2 separate regions of the Homo sapiens genome follow, and region 2 is linked to region 1. The links are chromatin loops, found by intact Hi-C in ENCODE. Cell type or tissue: PC-3. All regions are shown on one strand. Each heading gives the region's core, and the rest is flanking DNA. Links, peaks and the distances in the headings are about the cores only. Region 1 overlaps EPS8 (EGFR pathway substrate 8, signaling adaptor). Region 2 overlaps EPS8 (EGFR pathway substrate 8, signaling adaptor).

Evidence for each region. Hi-C counts contacts between places; a loop is a spot of excess contacts. Peaks named below come from ENCODE experiments on the same cell type or tissue, not always from the same donor. Only the 100,000 strongest peaks of a DNase experiment are listed, where the experiment ranks them.
Region 2: a loop joins it to region 1, with 2.4 times the contacts of the local background. A loop is called at or near these places in 3 of 110 quality-filtered maps.

The regions. Positions count from the first base shown.
Region 1 is chr12:15,714,207-15,721,428 of GRCh38, forward strand. The region is part of intron 1 of EPS8 (EGFR pathway substrate 8, signaling adaptor); the gene reads right to left. Among named protein-coding and RNA genes, the nearest start is that of EPS8, 72 kb to the right of the region's middle. In PC-3, for the core only: no CTCF peak of the experiment used is centred there; no DNase peak of the experiment used is centred there; H3K4me3 peaks cover 132 bases; H3K27ac peaks cover 2,458 bases.
Region 2 is chr12:15,659,218-15,666,439 of GRCh38, forward strand. EPS8 (EGFR pathway substrate 8, signaling adaptor) reads right to left here. Exons shown (of 21, transcript NM_004447.6): 8 at 6,539-6,675; 9 at 2,809-2,882; 10 at 1,397-1,523. Among named protein-coding and RNA genes, the nearest start is that of EPS8, 130 kb to the right of the region's middle. In PC-3, for the core only: no CTCF peak of the experiment used is centred there; a DNase peak (open chromatin) is centred at 3,604; H3K4me3 peaks cover 425 bases; H3K27ac peaks cover 2,254 bases.

The sequences.
Region 1 (7,222 bases), core at 2,202-4,701:
TGCTCAACTGATTTTTAATATGAAGACACCAAAAAAGTATATTTAAATTATTAAAGAAATGGAGAGAGAAAAAAGAGCCTATAAAGAACATAAAACTAAAAAATCTGTATGTTTTATAAAACCAAATTATATTTGAATAAAGATATGGCACAGGCTGGGTACAGTGGCTCACACCTGTAATCCCAGCTCTTTGATAGGCCACGGGTGGGAGGATCCCTTGAGTCCAGGAAGTCAAGAGCAGCCTGGGCAACATACCAAGACCCCATCTCCACAAAAAATTCAGCAATCAGCCAAGCATGGTGGTACACACCAGCAGTCCTAGATGCTCATGAGGCTGAGACAGGAGAACTGCTTGAGCCCAGGAGTTTGAGCCCAGGAGTGAGCTATGATCACGCCACTGTATTCCAGCCTGTGTGACTGAGCAGGACCCATCTCTTTAACCCATTTCTCACTTAGAATAAAAAAGTGCTGCTTGTTGCCAGTGCAGTATTCTTGGGGCAAATGGGAAATGGGTAAAAAACAAAAATACATTCTCTGTATAGTGCACTCAGAGTTTTCATCAGGTTTCTATAACTTTAAAAGTGAAAAGCATCACTATAAATAGAATTTTTAAAATGTATTTAGAAAAGCAATAGTCAATGTCAGAAGTCAATTGCCTGGCAGAACCTATTCTACATCCACTTTTGTTCTCTACCATCTCTCAAGCTCCTGACCACTGTATGCTGCAACTCCTTATTCCTGAAAATTCTGACCCATCCCCTGGGCCATTCCTTCCCATCTCCAGCACCCCTGCAAAAAAGATTGAATGGAAACTGTGACATGCCACCCACATCTCCTTTCAGGACTGAAGGACTGATTCCCCAACTGCTGTGGTGCTGCCTGCAGACAACCTTCAACTATCAGCTCTTTCAGGATGGCCTCACTTCACCCAGTATCACACTCCCTTCCCAGGGAAGCCCACATCCAAAGATTGGTTGACATGTGGAAGACAAAGCCTTGGTCCCCTTTCTCCAACTGGGGACAAGGGTGAGGTGGCCTCTCAGCTTTGAAGCACCCCACAGGGTCAGATTTTATTTGAGACTACATGGCAGCCCAACATCCCCCTTGGCCCAACAGTGTTTCCTTCCTTCCCTTCGTCCACAGGGGCTGATCCCAAGAGCGCTTTCTTTTTTTTTTTCTTTACTTTTCTTTTTTTTTTTTTTTTGAGATGGAGTTTCACTCTGCCGCCCAGGCTGGAGTGTGCAGTGGCACAATCTTGGCTCACTGCAGCTTCCGCCTACTGGGTTCAAGTGATTCTCCTCCCGAATAGCTGGGACTACTGGTGTGCGCCACTACGCCTGGCTAATTTTTTGTGTTTTTAATAGAGATGGGGTTTCACCATGTTGACCAGGCTGGTCTCGAAATCTTGACCTCAGGTGATCTGCCGGCCTCCCAAAGTGCCCAGCTAATTTTTTGTGTTTTTAATAGAGACAGGGTTTCACCATGTTGACCAGGCTGGTCTCGAAATCCTGACCTCAGGTGATCTGCTGGCCTCGGCCTCCCAAAGTGCTGGGATTACAGGCGTGAGCCACCATGCCTGGCCCCCAAGAACACTTTCTAATAAACTTTCCCGAACACTAATTTCCATCTCAAAATCTGCTTTCTGGGGAACCCAAACTGCAACAGAAGGACATTAGGGAAAAAAAAAAACACGGCAGGACACAGAAACTGAAGGGAGTGAGAAGAGGATAATAATATTAAGTCTTGAAACCAATGGAGAGAACAGCAGAAAGTACTAATATAATTCCTCGATGAGAAAATCAGTATTAAAAGTAGCAAGAAGAAAACCCTTCAAAACGAAGAATATAATCAAAATAAACACTATAATCATAAAATTCCAACCCAACATTTCAAAGTATCACTAAACTTGAGAGCTGAAAGAAATCTGAGAGAGTATCCCAATTCCAATCCCTGTCATTTTTAAGATACTGTCTCTTAAAAATGGTCCATAGGTCTGCCAAATGCCAAAAAATGTTGCTGCTTGGAAACAGACAGTTTCCTAATAGTAAGTTAACAGGTACAGTTAATACCCTGCTGTTAAACAAAATTCTGATATACCTTTGGCTCCTGAATTATCTATCAGTAAAGATGATAATGAAGTCTTATGAAAGGCTAATCTGGCACAGACTGATATATGACAAATCATTGTCCAAATATTAAAAAAATGGCATGGACTGAAACCATCCATAGTCATTCATATCCATACACAGGATATCAATGATAGTGGAACAATTCTAAGCAAAGCTCATGGGTATTTGCTGATTCCTTCAGTTTTCTATGATAGGGCAGTTTACCAGAAGTAGTCACAGGAAATATTATATATTTCGAATGTGACAGATTTGGTTACTGCACTTTTTTCCAAAGCTCTTGAAGCTGGAAATTGCACACACACACATCTTTACTGGTAACCTTGCCCTACATTCCCATACTTTGTAACTACAAATATAGAGGCAGACAAAATAGGCTGTAACATAATCTGTAAGCTAAGATCATCAGATCCAAAATGATGTGAGGTCACTTACATAAATTGTTAGGACAACCAAGCAGAATCGATCAACAATGTCACAATCCATTCATCTTGGAAGTATAAGCAAAATTTCACTTTCAGTTCCTGTACTGTTCAACCCCAATTCCTCATCGGTCCTTCATTCCTTCTTCTTATAAGATCCACTATCTGCTTTGTCTTCTCTAAACCAATCCTTCTCCTAACTTTAATACCTTTTTCAGTGAGAGTAAGAAACCCAAAAGAAGTTTCTAAAGAAATACTCTAAACTACATATTATCAAATTTCAATTACATACATGCTAAGTTAGTTAAATTTGTATGGATACAATGATCAATCAAATGCTTTAACAATTTACCTGGAGAGGGACAGGAGATGCAATATGACTTATCTTTGGGAGAATCATATCTAACTACAATTATAGTCATGCAAAAGGACAAACATGCCTGGCATGTAAATGATGGGAATTTGTTAAAACATTCAATGAGTCAGTATGGGTTGAAGCTATTGTTTGGCTGTAGAGCTAGGATTAAAGGTAGAAAAAACAAAAAAAGGGAGCCAGGCACAGTGGTTCACACCTGTAATCCTAGCACTTTGGGAGGCCGAGGCAAGTGGATCATCTGAGGTCAGGAGTTCAAGACCAGCCTGGGCAACATGGTGAAACCCCATCTCTACTAAAAATACAAAAATTAGCTGGGCGCGGTGGCACGTGCCTGTAATCCCAGCTACTTGGGAGGCTGAGGCAGCAGAATTGCTTAAGCCCCGGAGGCAGAGGTTGCAGTCAGCCGAGATCGTGCCATTGCACTCCAGCCTGGGTGACAGCACGAGACTCCATCTCAAAAAAAAAGAAAGAAAGAAAGAAAAAAGAAATGAAATGGACACTTCTTGGCATGAATAAATATAAATAGCAGGACCAATATTATACGTTCTTTCCAGAAGTTATTTAGAAGAGTGAGACCATACTTAAATTAAGTGTATAGATGGCATTAGTAGTCTAAGTTAGGAAAATATTGATTTGAGAAAAATGAACCGCAAAATTATGTAACAGGGAATATAAATGAACAAAATGGTAGTTTTGCCTTAAATTGGCAATGTTTAGGAATGCATTAAGGGAAACACCACACAAACTTATTTGATTATGGATTTTAAATGTCACTTTCAACCTAGAAATCACTGTACAGCTCCAATAAGACATGATCTTATTTGGCAATTTCAGTTAAAAAGACAGCAAGAAACAAAAAAATTGGTGGAAAAAGTGATTTCTCATTTCCTTTCATGTCCTATAACTAAAGATTAGATGTAAAGTGTTAAGACCTCAGCACAAGGAAACCAAAAGCTTGTGTTTGTGCACCAAGTCTGCCACTTAATAGCTCTATAACCTTTGGTGAGTAACTTAACCTCTCTCAGCCTCTGCTTCCTCACCTGTAAAATGAGACCAATGAGACCAATTTGTACAGTCTCATTCAGATCCAATACCCCAGAACATTTTCCTAATTCAAATTTAAAAGGAGAAAACCTATTTAATTAGATTTTGGCTAAAATACAGTAACTAGCAGTTTTACACTTTTCAACATAAAATTTCTGAAAAAAGAAATAACCAAATAGTCACAAAACCTAATGACGAATAAGGAAAAATTATGAGTCACTATGAGGACATCTGCAAATTCACCTTACAAATTATTGAATAACAATATTTATAGAGCCTCCCATTTCTGCTGAAAATTTCCCATTTAAATACAGACTCTGCTGAAACACAATAGGTACAAAGAATTGAAGCAGGGAAAATGAAAGCTTTTGGCATGTAGTATCAATATTTCCCATAATTATGAAGATTTTACTTAGACTTTCCTCATTTCACCTGGCTCAAATGGAACTCCCATCCCCTGTAATTAGCTTGATGAGTGCATATCAAGAGTCTCATATTCTACCAAATCAGCTAGCTGGACATGTTGGTGAATGTATATCAAAAGAATTGTCTAGAAGGTCCTTGTAAAACGCATTTTTAAACCTACAATGTCCTCAAAGCCTGTCCTTTCCACAAAAAGTTAAACTCTAAACAAAACGACAGGACTACTTCAGCTTATTAAAATCATGAGTGCTTCCGGGTTCTTAAGTGCCATTTAGAGAAAAAAAAAGGCATTTCTTACAGAAGTATCAATCCTTTCTGGAGTATTTTTACCTTAACTCTGAAATACTGTCAGGAAATTATCACATTAGCTAGGTAGCAAGACTTAACCTCTCCTATCTATAATCATGTGCTATATAGCAATGGGAAGGAAGCGAGGAAGGAAGGAAGAGAAAGGGGCAAATCAGTAAATACAAAAAAGGAACTGTGAATGCTGATAAGGTGTCCTCTTATCAAAAAATCAGGGGAAATGCCCAAGTTTAATTCCAAAGCATGTACCTATTGAAGCACTGCAAAACATCATCATATATATGTATATATAAACATACATATATATATATATACACACATACATACATACTTACATATAAGTTAATTACTGAGCAAGCAGCCTTGACAAGTCAGGAAGCATTACAATACACAGAATAAAAATGCCTGTTTTCTGAGTAGCAGTTTAGAAAAAGCTGTGCAAACAGTTGTTAAAATGATATAGCTTATGTCATCCTTTAAAAGTAAAACCTGCAATTAAATTTGCACATCAAATGATCCTTGAAGCTTGTATGTTACCAATAAATAGGAGTGATAGAAAGGGCTTGAAATCAGACAAGCCGTGTCAGTGACACACAACAGAAATGCAGTCATATAAAGAGAAGATATTACAGCAACACATGATCTGAAGCTGAATGCCACAGTGATACACTCACATTAAATTGCCAGAGGACATATCAGTTTTTAAAACGGTTTAATTTCTTTGAATATCATTGGACTAGAGTTTGCCCAGGTGGCAGAATTTAGCTGGGGCCTTTGGCTGAAAATTGTTAGTGCAGTGAATGTTTACCCTGGGTGGGCAAAATATTAAGGATCCCTTTCAAGTTTATTTTCAATTGATAAAATGCTTATTCTCCTAACCAAGTCTTAATCTTTATTTAGATTATAGTTTAAGACCTCTTAATTGTAATTCTAAAAATGGTATCTAATCCCCTTCTATTTTTGACATGGGGCTATGAAAAACAGATTAAACCAACTACGTCAAGAGGTGGTATGTTATGGGCAAAAAGCCATGGATTTGAAATCTAAACCTTAATTATTTTCCTGGCTATACAATTTAGTGTTATGTGACAAACAAATCATCAGTATAGGCAGTAGAATGTAGTTGTAAAGAATTCAGGTTCATGTACAAAACAGACTCATATCCCAACTCCATACTTTAAGGCTATACAACTTTGGCCACATTACTAAATCTGTTTGCTTATCTATAAAATGAAAATAATAGTATCTTCTTCACATATTATTTTCAAATAATATATGAAAAGAGTATAGCATAGTACCTGATTAATTATAAGTAATAAATGGTAGATTTAAAAAATCACATCTGAGTTTTCTAAGTAATTCAAATATTTCCCCCTTGCTAGATAACACTTGGGATCAGATGAGGTAACATAAATTGTAACCTCTTTTTTTAAGAGATAAGGTCTTCCTATGTTGCCTAGGCTACACTTGAACCCCTGGGCTACAGCAATCCTTCTGCCTCAGCCTCCTGAGTAGCTGGGATTACAGATGTGCCATCATGCCCAACAATAACTCTTCTTTACTCCAGGGTGACTAAGAACATAATGGTCACACTACTGATGTAAGCAAAGCATACTGTAAAAGAGGTCCATTGACAGTCACATTCTGCTAAGTGTTACAAATAATCATACACTTAGTGATCAACAAATGGGGTGTTCCTTAAATCTGGTCGTGTTATTTACTTAGAACGCTTCAGTGTTGTCTGAATGCAGTCATAGTAAAATCAAAGCCTCTTACTGTCACCTAAAAGCCCTTTTAGGATCTGTCCCCTGCCTCACTTTTCAGTTTTGTCTCTTTCCTTCTTCTATGACCTCCTTGCTCACTTTGCCCCAGCTGTGGACTCCCTGGGCATGTTGCTCCCTCTGCCTGAAACTCAAGTTCTCCATTTCTTAGCAATTCTCATCCTTTAAGCCTGTTTATCTACCACTTGCTCAGAGAAGCACACCCAGATATTTAAAGTGCTGTATGAGATTATCTATCCCCAAACCTAACCCACCCTCTTGCATTAATCTCTGTGTGCTTTTATTTTTTATTTTCTCCCTACCACTTACTACAGTTGGTGATGTTGCATGTCATTTATTTTTGCCCTGTCTGTCCCATTAGAATACATACTTCTTGAGGGCAAGGGCCAGCCTTTGTTTACCACTGTATCCCCAGCACTTAGTACAATAGTTGGCACATAATAGGTGAAGGCAATCAAAAATATGTCCACATATACTCAGAGTGAAAAGAAAGCAAGAAAATACTATAACACAAATACCACAACAGAGTAACTCAAACTTTTCCCATTCACAATCTGTAGGAAACCCACCCATGTCTGTAATATACAGTCATATGCCATTCCCCACTCACAAAAATAAACCTAACACACACCAAATAGATTTTTTAATTGACAAATAAAACCAAATAGATTTTTTTAACTCCAGTAGCTCATCTCCAAACTGTTTTCCTAGATGTAATGAGGGAAAGAAAGCAATACTGGAAAA
Region 2 (7,222 bases), core at 2,377-4,876, 55 kb before region 1:
ACTTAAATCAATAGAACATGGAACTAGCGTGCTTTACAGCAGAAGAATGAAGTGACTGAGAGCTTTAAGAAGATTGTTCTCACAGCATGAAAAAGTAGAGGCTTAAAGACTGCTTCGAAAGCAGGGTTAAAAAAAATGATAGTAGCTTGAACTAGATATGAAAATGAAAAGGGAAAAAACTGGATACAGGAGATGTTGAGAAAATAAAATTGATGTTGGCTATAAGCAAGAGAATGAAGTCACAGAAGAATCTGTGGTTTTGAATCTGGGTGATCAAGAGGATAGTATACCTTTCATAGAGAATTTCAAAAGGAATAAGTGGTTTAAGATACCAGGAAGCAATAGTACTTAATTTCAGAATATGTGGAGAGGAAGCACATCCATGTATTCACATGCAGAAGATAAAGCCAAAGGTCATATGCTCATTATACAAATATGTGCTACAGAAAGATTTGGAAGTTATCTGTAATGAAAGGGATATTTATTTACTATTTTATATCTTTCAATCTCTACCATTTTGTCAGAGGAAGTATAAACATTACTTCCATAATTTTAATTTTATATAGCTGAGGCCATTTTAAATAGCTGAACTGCAGCATACTTCAAAATTGTCTGTATGTGACTTTGTATGTGACCTGAATGTACCGTTTAAAGTTTTGTGATAAAAAATTCAAATCTGTTGAAACTTTTAAATATTTTAGTAAGTCAACCCTTTTATTTAACAAATAATATGGTTCTAGTTTACAACAGAATAAATCCAACTACAAGAATAGAGCTATGTCTTTCTTTAACAGATACTTAATTTTACAATAACTAATGAAAACTACAGATAGATGGTCACTGCCTGAATCTCAGTCTCTGTGATTTAGGTAAAACATTCCAGGATCTTTCTTCACTATAGCTGACTTATAACCAAAATGGACTCTTCCCTGAGTTCATCTTACTCTTTGCCTAAATCTCAAGTGCTACCCCAAAACTAGAAGAGGAACCCTAGTCCACAGTCAATGAAGTTTTGCTAAGTAGTTCTTGAGGGTCAAAACTCTGCCTAGTACCAGAGTTCTTTTTTTTTTTTTTTGACATGGAGTTTCCAGGCTGGAGTGCAATGGTGTGATCTTAGCTCACTGCAACCTCCGCCTGCTAGGTTCAAGCAATTCTCCTGTCTCAGCCTCCCAAGTAGCTGGGATTACAGGCACATGCCACCATGCCCGGCTAATTTTTGTATTTTTAGTAGAGACGGGGTTTCATCACATTGGTCAGGCTAGTCTCGAACTCCTGACCTTAGATGATACACCCGCCTCGGCCTCCCAAAGTGCTGGGATTACAGGTGTGAGCCACTGCGCCCAGCCAGTACTGGAGATCTAACCAGGCATTAGAAGATTAAGAAAATCCAACTTACCTCCTGGTCCTTTCCTTTTACCTTTCTTGTTTTTCTTCCTTTTAGAAAGCTCAGAAAATGCTTCTGCTGCTTTTTGGAGTTTTGTGATAAAAAATTCAATGTCATCCAAAATGTGGTTTAAGATTTGCTGAAATTAGAAATTATAGAATAAAATATAAAACAAAACTATTTTTACCTTAGCTGTACTCTGTTAGTAAATAATAGAAAGGTTTTTTTAGAAAAGGAAGCAGCCCACATGCCAATTTCAAGTTTATTACTAATTACAAGAATCAAACTAAATATACCTATAGCCATATTCTGACATTTACATTTTTCTTTAGCTTACTTTTGCTCTATTTTCAATGTCATCAAGGAAGCATTCACAATATCTGCTCAGATTATTATTTTCAATTACTCTAATTTTCTCAGTGTTCTCCCACACAGTTAGGAGGAAAATTCTAAAATAGGTTTTGTTAGAAGAGCACTGACATTTTTGCTTTACTGATAAATGTCCCAATAAAGCACTGACAATATTACTTCATGGAATTAAAGGTATACAGATTGTTGTGATAACCTAATAGCTAGTCTAGGATACTAAGCATTAATAAGAGTTTCCACATGACAAAATAGAATAATGCACCATGCTTTCAGAGATCACTGGAATGAATTTGATTATCTTATATACTATAGTCTTAGTTGCCTTTCTCCAGTATGTGTGAAACTTGACATTCTTCTAATTTAAGACTACAAATTGGGGTTAAACTTTTAAGTATAACATGTAATAGTGTGCTGTAAAAATTGAATTAGAAATTTCAAATTCCTTTCAGTATTTGTTTCTCAATAAGCTGGTAACATGTATATGGTATAAAAAGTAATGTATTAACATCATATTCTAGATCTCATTTAAAGAATGAAAATGCTATAATAAAGCATTTACAGCATTCTCATTCTGTAAATCACTATAAAGAAAACAAATGTAGCATTATCTTTTATAAAAGCTTTACGATTTACAAATCTATCCTTTAAAAATGCCACTTAACTTTTATCTCTTAGGTATTCTAAAATACATTGTTAATAAATGCCAAGAAGACATATTAAAAAGATATTTCAATTATGAATTACAAACGATAATAAAATAAAAATTGTACCATTCCTGAAATCTAATAATTCAGCCTAAGTTCCAATGTAAACTAGTTAATAAGCTGATTCTTCTATCATAGCCCAAGTCTACTAACTAAATATTGGCATAAAGGCAAAAATGTTTAACGAGAAAATAATTCAAAGGGCAAATTCAAAGGGCATAGCCATCACAGGTAACAGAAAACATGGTTTCCATAAAATATCTCTATTTAAATCAGCTTCATTTTCTTATGAAGTTTTCTTTTTCCTCTTAAAAGAAAAGCCAGTGATCTAAAGGCGACTCCTGTACTTACCACATCTCTGTCAATGCGGGCTGCCATCATCTCAGGTGTTTCTTCCTGCTCATGATACTGCCTTGGTTTCTCAACTATAGAAAGGACAATCATAAGTCTTTCAATCTTTTACTCCCACAATACCAATACAGACAATTAAAACATAAAAATTAGTTAAAAAGGAGGACCATTTGCCAAAGGGAACACCTCCACTGGATACACAAGTCAAAACTGTGCTCATCAGCCATGAAATGCATCCTTGTCAATACTAACAGGAGCAGTTGAGCAGAGCTTAAGTATTAGTCCTCTCAACTTTATGATGTTAATTTACCTTGTAATATCACCCCATTCTCTCTCTTCCCTGAGTCAGCTACCTGTAGAACCAACCTTAACTTAGCACCCTTTAATTCCTACACAAGCCAGAAATATAAACCAGCAGTCAAGCTTTTACTTCTCAAAAGCTGGTCAACTAAGTTCTAATGCAACAGAGCTATAATTTTTATACATTCCAACACTGTGACTACAATAAAGCTTTCGGAGTTCTGACAGCAGAGTGCTTCTTAAAATTCTAGTGTAATTAAGCTTAAAACCCACAATGTTGGGCTCATTAATTTTAAGCTACATGCTTTAAAAGCAGACAGAAATTTTCACATTAAAAAATAAATGTCTTAAGACCATTCAGGGTATTAAGGTTGCTCAGTTGGCTACAGCATGATGTTAATCATGAAGTTATTATCATGAACTCCTTCCTGGTATGAGTCAGTTAATACTGCCTCTAAACACAGAGAGTTGTTACAGATATCTCATGGTAGAATAAATTTCAAAATATATGGATGGAACAACAGAAACGTAACACCACAAATGGAAATACAACTCATGATACATCATCGTGACTCATGATGTTCAATAGAGAGAACTGCAAAAAAAAATTGGACACTTTGTATTGCTATTCTTCCTTTACACTAACTTTACCTGTAACTGGAACACTTGCCAACAAAAAAAAAAAAAAAAAGAAAGAAGAAATCATCGTGTCTTATGAAACTTAATTAGCGGCTGTTAACTACTTTAAGATAATTAAAATTTCTATCTATGAAATCTTGCCAGTTAGCTACTATTTTACACATAGATAGCTGCTACCTTGGTTGTAGTGGACTACCACAGAAAGTACTAAGTTGAGGTTGAAATAGCTATTAGGAACTCTACAGAGGCCCCAAAAAATATCATTTGGAGGGCACAGTGAGGGGGAGATATGGTATTTCTTGGGCTCTGTCAGGTCTGAAACACGACTAGGAACCCTAGTGCCACTGGCGCTATTCCACAGAGATCACCTTTGGAAGTCAGGGGTAGATATGCCTCAGGGATTCAACGGAGAAGCAGTTCAGCCTGAGTCAGCTGGAGCATCCAGAGGAACCAAAAAGATATTCCTCCTGAGGGGCTTTCCAACTAAAAACTGGACTGGACCCAGGCCAAACCTGATATAATAAGTCTTCTGTTTAGGCTAGTGGTAAATTAGAAGTTCTGAAAGCCTTATCTCACTTAAACAGATGACATTGCAGAAAATATTTCAGATAAAATTTAATGAAAGCTCAGAAACCCCTAGGGATAAATTCTGTCTTTGTTATAAATTATATTAGGTTCAGCAGGGCATGGTGGCTCACGCCTGTAATTCCAGCACTTTCAGAGGCTGAGGCGGGAGGATCACGAGGTCAGGAGATCAAGACAATCCTGGCTAACACAGTGAAACTCCATCTCTACTAAAAATACAAAATTAGCCAGGTATGGTGGCACACGCCTGTAATCCCAGCTACTTGGGAGGCTGAGGCAGGAGAATCGCTTGAACCAGGAGACAAAGGTTGCAGTAAGCTGAGATCGCACCACTGCACTCCAGCCTGGGTGACAGAGCAACACTCCATCTCAAAAAAAAAAAAAAAAAAAAAAAAAATAATATATATATATATATATATATATATATACACACACACATATATATATGGTTCAACATATAATATACATAATATATATTATATATATTAGGTTCAACATATATTTTTACAGGTTTGTTCAGAATGTCTGTAAACTTGTCTTATCCTTCCTCTACTTCAGACCCTCTTCATCGAAACAGTAACAACAAAAACACCATAAGTACACAAAAAGTATAGAATACAATAAATTACTGTCTTTTAAACACATTTTAAATACAAAGCAGATCAATACAAATTTACATAACTTATGAAAACGGAAACTGTTATAAAATTAAACTACATATCTCTGTTAATTAATTTTTTTTTAAATAAATGCATCAAAGAATTCTTTTTTTCATATCTTTGGTAGCTCGGCTTACATTTCAACCTCTGAAAAAACCTTTAAGAATACAAGAAACCTAAACAAAATAGAAAACAATTCAGAAAGAAAATGAACTCAATTTGGCAAAATGAAAACCACAAATTATGCTTACTATTTTGTAGTAGGTACTACCATAAACATTATTTACTTTCAGATTCAGAGCAACCCATGAATTATTATCCCCATTTCAGAGATGAGACCGAAGTACAGAGAGATAACTTCCCAAGACCACACAGGTAGACATATCAGGTCTTGCTTCAGAGTCCAACTTTTACTCTGCACATCCAAAGTAGAGTCCGAGGTGACTCATTTTTGGAAATGAGTTATATCGTTTAACTATAGTGCCAGATACCCTGTGTGAATAATACTTTACTGGATAAAGAATAAGAAGTTAAGAAGTTCCACTGGAGTAGCGGCAAAAGAATGAGGCTCTAGAGTTCATCAGATTGGAGCCTGCTGAATCACAATTTATTCGTCCTTAAAATGAAGATACTAGACCAAACATATTTTAAGGCATTTTTTTAGTTATAAACATTTCAGATTCTAGTAAAATATTCTAACATATAAAAAGTAACACTAAGTTCTATGTTATAATTGTTTTTAAACAGAATGCCAAGGTGAAATGATGCCACGCTCATAGGGCCCACTTGACAAGAACAGTCATATGATGGATACCTTTTACCCTTCTCCACTGCCAGCAGCCAACCACTGTCCTGACAACCTTTCCATGAATATGACAAACTTGTCCAAAAAGGGACTCTAGTTAGATAATAAAAAATGGAAAGAATGTTAAGTGCAATCTTTAAGAAAAACCTGTATATATTTTGTTGCCATCTTTTTGTCAATCAAGTAAAACTTCCTCTTAGCATTAAAAAAATAAAAAGACTCTAACCCTAATACCATATTTATTAAATGGTGGGTCTAAACTCTTACAGATAATAATCTTAACAAAATTCAAGGCTTAACTTTATTTTATCTAAGATTTGATTTTTTTTTTTTTTGAAATGGAGTTTTGGTCTTGTTGTCCAGGCTGGGGTGCAATGGCGTGATCTCAGCTTACTGCAACCTCCGCCTCCCGGTTCAAGTGATTCTCCTGTCTCAACCATCCCAGTAGCTAGGATTATAGGCGCATGCCACCACACCCACCTAATTTTTGTATTTTTAATAGAGACGGGGTTTCATCATATTGGTCATGCTGGTCTCAAACTCCTGACCTCAGGTGATCCGCCCGCCTCGGCCTCCCAAAGCACTGGGATTACAGGCATGAGCCACTGCGCCCGGCCAGAGTTGATTTTTTAAAAACTAACCTCAAGCTTCAGTTCTGAAATCAGCATCAGAATTTGAAAGCAAGAACTATGTCCCAACCCAAAGTAAGTGTTCAATAAGTATTAATTCTAGGAAGACTCACAGTCCCCTTGGTCGGCTGCCCATGCAGACCAGGCTGCCACTCGACTTCTAACATCCACCTGGGTGACGGTCCCAGGGGGCGCAGGGGCAGGAGCTCTGGGTGGAGGCGGTATACTAGGGTCTGCATTGGAAATCATCCTTAAAAAGATGAAAACAAATAGAATTTTTACCATCTCTATTTCTATAACATATCAATTAACTCAACTTGTGGTACTAGTTATTAAAATTCAAAAAGAACTATGTCAAGGGACAATAAGGATTTCCTAAGCATTACACATTATGCATATTTATGAATGCATATGAAATAAAAAAATTAATAGTCAGCTGAAAACTAGGTTGATTTTCCTTCTGAGTCTTATGTGATTTGAAAGGGCCATGGAACAATTACAATCCTACTGTCTAGCTTGTATTTCCCTAGGATACCTTCTCTTAAAATGCCACTCATCTTTCATGACTCTGTGACTTCCAACACAAGTGAAGCCATATCAGAGAAAGACCAAAAATATGGAGAGAAGAGGAGTAAACACACTGACAAACTTGGGAGAACAAATGTGTTGAGACTACAGGTTATGATCTATACAATACAATAATATACTTCCATAGAAAATAATTTTTCTAACTCTTTGGGGAAAAAAGCCTTAGAAACAAATCAATTCCACTCCTTGATTTCTTTCAATGCTTTTAC